Regions from separate parts of the Mus musculus genome. Here region 2 is linked to region 1. The links are chromatin loops, found by intact Hi-C in ENCODE. Cell type or tissue: left cerebral cortex. All regions are shown on one strand. Links, peaks and the distances in the headings refer to the core of each region. The heading gives the core; the rest is flanking DNA.

Region 1 (2,927 bases), core at 91-2,590:
TGGGTCTTCATTTGAACTCTCTCCGTCCGATAGCTCTGATGGAACGTACATGTGGGATGAAGAGGGCCTGGAGCCCATTGGGAGTGTCCATCCTGTTGGCAGCTATGAGTCCTCTGAAATGAACAGCATAGTATGTATGGATTTCTCTACCCTTTGGGAGATTTCTTTTTATTTCTTTATACAAACACATACAAATACACACATACATAATTTATTATAAAGGCATTAGTGTATTGGTTAAGTTAAGCTAAGAACGTGACATCTACAACACTTTTAGTTGCTGTATTGAGAAGTGCCCCTTGGTGAAGGGGTGTCAGGGATGGTGCTTAACATGCGCTTCCTACAGAAAGAGTGGTGGACTGATGGACCAGTTGATCCAGGACCAAGTATCTGGGTAGGCTGTGCTGATGGACTACCTACCATTCTGTCGCCAGTCCAGTGTGCCTTTAATACAGTGGGAGGTTTTGGCTTTTATTCTTAACAAAGTCTTTTGTAGGTCTGGGCGACTCTCTAGGACAGCTGCCTATAATGACCTAAGCTGCTTTGGCTTTGGGTTTGACCTTGTCTTTGAAGCCCTTATTACCAAGACAGAAGGAGACAGGACTGTCAGTCACACCCTTGCAGTATCTAATTTGGCCTGCAAGTGGCTCTGGTGTTTTCATTCACACTTGAAAATCAGTTTGTCTGTGGTCCCACATAAGTACTAAGGGGATAGGAAAATAATCTCCCTGTGTCTGGAAAGAGGGAACTACAAGTGCCACCACATATTAATGCATAGTTCTTTTATAAAACATTACAAGCAACTTAGATACAGACACGCTAATAAAATGCAACTGGTGTGGTTAAAATGGCTCAGGGTAATTATTTAGGTTATGAAATAGAAATACTCACAAATCAAATTGGTTTATAAATATATAACATTCTAACTGGCTTTCAGGCAGCAAAGCTTTCTATATCTATATAAGCCTGTGGCACGGAGAAACCAGATACTGTTATGAAAGGCTTTTAAGTTGCACAGACATAGGTATGTGCCATTTGTGGAGTATCTTCATCTGGCCAGAACAAGGTTACAGTTTATGACTTGACTGTGTTCTTTATTAGAATTTTGAAATGTACAATTGAAGTGCTTATCAACATTTTGTCCAGTAGATGGCAGCAGTGAGCCGCTTAGAACTTGCTATTTTTAGAGATTATTGCAACTGACAAAAGGCCCCCTCTACTGAGTTTATAATATACTTGGGTGACCATGGTGTTAAAATCCTTCAGTATATTCCTTGATTAATATGCTTGAGTATAGCAGATGAGAAGCAACCAGTCCATCTGCTATACTCTCTCTGTACTTTAGAAAAAATAGGGGCTCCTGATTTTTTTCTTTGTTGCTTTTTGAGTTAGGCTCCCTGTCCTATAAGCCTCTATGTAGACTAGACTCAGAGATCCGCTTGCCTCCCAGGTGCTGAGTGAAGGTGCACGCCACCACGCCCAGCTTTGATACTGCGCTTTTCTGATCCAAGGGAAAGGCAAAGTCCAAGAAAGGACGGGCTTACTGACAAAGGCACATTAAGATCCTCTTGGGAGTTTTGATGGAAGTTCACATGTTTTGCTTTGAATAATTCCAGCTTGCTTTGTTTTCATGACACATCACTTCACTGGTCTGCACTGAGCTGTTTTGTTTCCACTGATGAATTTGTCACCCCTTTTTGCCCAGATATCAGTATACTTTGCCAATTTTATTTGTATAGTTTTCTTCCCTTTACAGTAAACTCACTTCATCCTTAGCACATAATTTATTTAACTTTTTTGGTCTTTTTTAACTAAGGAGTTCATTTGTACTTGGCATTTTTGATGTACTACACTTTGACATCTTACTATTTTTACTTAAATTGTCTTTTCTTTTTTTCCATTTTTTTCTTTGCTAAAATAATTCTCACTAATATATGTAACATAACTGCAGATGAACGTTAGTGTGCTGTCCCTTTCCTTGGGCATTACAACTGACAACTCCAGTCTGGGTTCATATGAGGGAATTGCTCTAGATTGTGCATCAGTTGTCACTGCTGATATAATTTAGATGAACCTCCTCCCTAACCTTCCTGTTGTGAATTTATCCCAGGGTCTTGTGCACACTGTGTAAGTACTCCAGCACTGTGCAGTACCTACCCTGCAGTGAGCCTCTATTTCCTGCAACTGATACAGCTTTTAGAGTGAGACTTTGTTTTTGACGGACCGGAGTGTTAAAGACATGCACAAGTTCTTCTCTTGTCAAGGATAAACAGAGATTTGAGACTGGTTCCTTTAAAGTTAATAGCCAGAGTCTCAGCTGTTTATGTGCTTAGTAGTATTTATTGTATATAATTTATATTCAGTACAGTACATGAATTTACAAACATCCCAAGATATTTTTTGGAGTTGTCCAGTTTGTTATGAGGACTATTTCAGTCACTTCAGAAAATTCCCCCTCTGTTCCTTCCCTTGAGCCTCTTATTCCAAAGAAAGGTCACCTCTTAGCAAGAGACAGAGGAAGAGATGCTAAGAGGTGCTAGAAAGGCTTCCGTTACTCTGGATCACTTGTTCTGCTTTAAACTGGATATAAATGGAGCCACGCACATATTATTTTGTGTCTGGCTTTTAATGAGTTGTAGGGTTTTTTTGTATTATTGTCGGTCCATGTGTGCCCCTCCTCCATGATGAAGTAAACATTCTACCCTGAGCTGTGTTCCCAGCCCTTGTCCATTCTTCTGATTGGATCCCATTCCTGTGTGTGAGTGTAGTATAGCCTACTTTATCCTTGTGTTCACAGGCTTTTTAGGTTGTCTGACTGATCAGCCTGCTCATTTTGGCTCTCTACTTCTTACTTCTTGCCTTGAGTATGGTTAGTATTTTATTGTTTCTCATTGCTCATTTAGGTTTTAGGTGCTAAGGTCTCAGTA
Region 2 (2,927 bases), core at 136-2,635, 47 kb after region 1:
ACACACACACACACACACATACACACACACACACACATCCTTGCACCAGTATTTGAACAAGTAACTTTTGTGAGGTGGTCACACAATTGCTTTTCCATAGTGCTATGTTAATCATTTCAGGCATCAGGTTTTGCATATAGCATGTGCCAGCTACCTTTATAAATACTGGCTGGAGCCTCCTGTGCTTCTGAGAGTTCACATTCTGACAGGTAGAAGTCTGCACACAAAAGGTTACTGTTCATGTCTTGCACTGTTAAAACAGCCACATTGTGCATTTTGTAGTTATATATGAAATCAGTACCTGACTGAAATTATTTTTCAAAGCCAATAACATTCTACATGACTCTTATAGCCATCTACTGATGTGTTTATAAGTATCTGACATTCAATTTGGATTTGTTCCAGACATTGTGAAGCTGTCTTGAGTGTGTGAAGAAGCAGCCTTTGCTGTGAAGACTTAGAAAGCACAGGCTAAAGCAGCATAGTTTGCTAGTACTGGGACCATTTCATTTGTGTGTTATGATTTTATCTGTGGTTATTTTTAATATCCACAAATAATGTGTTTCTGATTCTGTGGTGTTCAACATCCGACATACAGATAGATGTCTTCCAATTTTGATAAAACATGATTAAGTTAAATTAAGAACCTTTAGTTACTCATACTAAAAAGCATGTGTCACCTATGTCTTGCATGTCACACTTTGTAAGAACTTATTGTCACAATATCCTAATTATTTCTAACCTTAGCTTTCTTTATTTTTTTGTTCTAATCTTTTGAAAATCTGTAACTTGAAAAGAAAAATTTTGCGCTAATGTTTGATTTCCTGATTCATAAATTAATATTTCTATGTGTGAATACATATAATTTATCTTCCCTTCTATAGTGCTCTTCTGCAAAATAATAAGCTGATACTTACAAGTATATGATGGTGGGGTTTATACATACCATAAAGGCTTATTTGTGTGTTGCCTAGGAAGAGGTGTAGAGTTCTGAGATATTTTCTGTAACATATTTGACAACTAGATTTTGAATTCTGATGTATTATTAGTTTGAGCTGCCTGTATGTTAAAAAATGAAATTTACTTCTCATTAACACTGTTGCTGTGTTATTTTAAAAGCGAAGACAAATGTTTCTCTGGTTCCCTTCTTCATTATGCCTCCCTACCCCATCTCTTTCTGCACAGGGTGGGTATTGTGCACCCTCCTTCTCTCCTTGGCAGGGCTCCTTCCAGGGGATGCCACGGACTGTACCGCCGCACCGCAGACAGAGTGAGTCTGTGTCTCTCACTCCCATCCTGCTCTGGCTTCCCCTCCATGGTATTTCCCTGCTGCATGGCCCCTCCCTCTCCAATACCTTCTGCCCCTCCCAGTCATCTGCAGGCACCTGCTCCAGGAGCACTCCCGTGCTCTGCTCTCCTAACCTTTCCCTGACTGCATGCAAACAAGCCTCCACTGTGGCTTCCTGGAAGCCGCCAGAGGTTAATTTCACTGTAATGCTGTGGAAACCTTTCACTGGTGACCCTAGACCTGCTGGCATGCATCTGTCTTTAAGTAGATCTTACGAAGATCATGAAATGTATAAGATAAAATTACGTCTTACCTATTGACTTTTAAAATGCGCACAGACTTGATGGACAGATGCATACTGTTTAGGGGTCAGGCTTACTAGACCACTGCACACTTAAATATCTCCTCATCAAAGGCTTTACCTGTATTTAATTACCATCTAAAACTTTTAAAAAATTTCAAGGCCATTTTAAAACCACTAATGTCTTTTATAATTTGTTAGCTGCTTCACCTCATAGAAGCAGTGGCGTTGAATATGCATGGTTTACTAACACTTTTAATGATTCAGTTATTACAAGACCTGCCACACAGCTTGACTGCTTTAGATTATATATTTTACTGTACCTGGTAAGTTGACTGTATTTTATCTTTTTTTGAAAAGTCACCTACCCCCAAAAGCTAATATTAGTGAAAAAAAAGAGTCAATCAGAGCTAGTTCTACACCTTCTCCATGGTTTGTTCTGTGATTTCTACCATTTTTTCCCACTGGTTTTCCTTAAGTAAAGTATCAGGAGTCCTAAGGGAAATTTTAATCAATTTAGAATAAAATTTATTTTTTGAAAAATTATGTCTTTATTTATCAAAATTATAAATAAGCTGCATGAATTCCAGATTAAAATAAGGATTAGTTATATGATTTGGCTCTGGTAACCTCTCAGGAATGAGTGGGATATGTCTTTCTGTAGAGATTTTTTACAGGATGCTTGCAGCCATAGCTGTAGGGTCATTACATGCCCTTCAGTGTCTCTCACTGAGTTTGAGAGGTTCTTTTGGAAGAGAAATAGGTTTTAACTGCTATACTGAGACTCACTCCTGGGGATAGGTGTTACCATATGCTAGCAAAGCTATTTTTCTACTTCCTTTAGGTTGTGTGTGAGAGAGAGATGAAGGCCATGAAGTCATAGCAATGAACCCAATGTTTTTTTCAGAGACAGTTAAGAACAGGTCTTAGTTTTTTTCCTATACTAAATGAACATTCAACATGATAATACCGGTTTCTGCATTTACGTAGTTTTCCGTTCCCAGCACTCAGCTTTTACAGAGGTTGATTATACATAATAGGCAGGAGTTAAGGAGTATCTCTCTCATTGTAATGTTTCATTTTAAAGCTTCTTTCTGATACCTGCTTGAGCACTGACTAGAGTGTACTATGTTTATCATCAAGTACAGAGGCCAAGAGTGTGGCTGAGTCTTCAGAAGCAGCAGTTGGGTTTTTATTTTGAGTTGTAAGAGTGAGTGGTAGATGTTAGAAGTGGTAGATACAGTATGGAAGGTAGCCTGCAGTAAGCCCACAGTGGTAGGTACTGTATGGAAGGTAGCCTATAGAAAGCACACAGAGCGTGAGAGCATCAGTTATTAG

What was found. Hi-C counts contacts between places; a loop is a spot of excess contacts. Peaks named below come from ENCODE experiments on the same cell type or tissue, not always from the same donor. Only the 100,000 strongest peaks of a DNase experiment are listed, where the experiment ranks them.
Region 2: a loop joins it to region 1, with 2.2 times the contacts of the local background. A loop is called at or near these places in 10 of 42 quality-filtered maps.

What each region holds. Positions count from the first base shown.
Region 1 is chr14:36,935,787-36,938,713 of GRCm38, reverse strand. Ccser2 (coiled-coil serine rich 2) reads left to right here. Exons shown (of 11, transcript NM_027045.1): 3 at 1-130. Among named protein-coding and RNA genes, the nearest start is that of Ccser2, 32 kb to the left of the region's middle. In left cerebral cortex, for the core only: CTCF peaks have their summits at 954 and 1,154 (motif pointing right); a DNase peak (open chromatin) is centred at 1,164.
Region 2 is chr14:36,888,685-36,891,611 of GRCm38, reverse strand. Ccser2 (coiled-coil serine rich 2) reads left to right here. Exons shown (of 11, transcript NM_027045.1): 10 at 1,186-1,270. Among named protein-coding and RNA genes, the nearest start is that of Ccser2, 79 kb to the left of the region's middle. In left cerebral cortex, for the core only: no CTCF peak of the experiment used is centred there; a DNase peak (open chromatin) is centred at 1,284.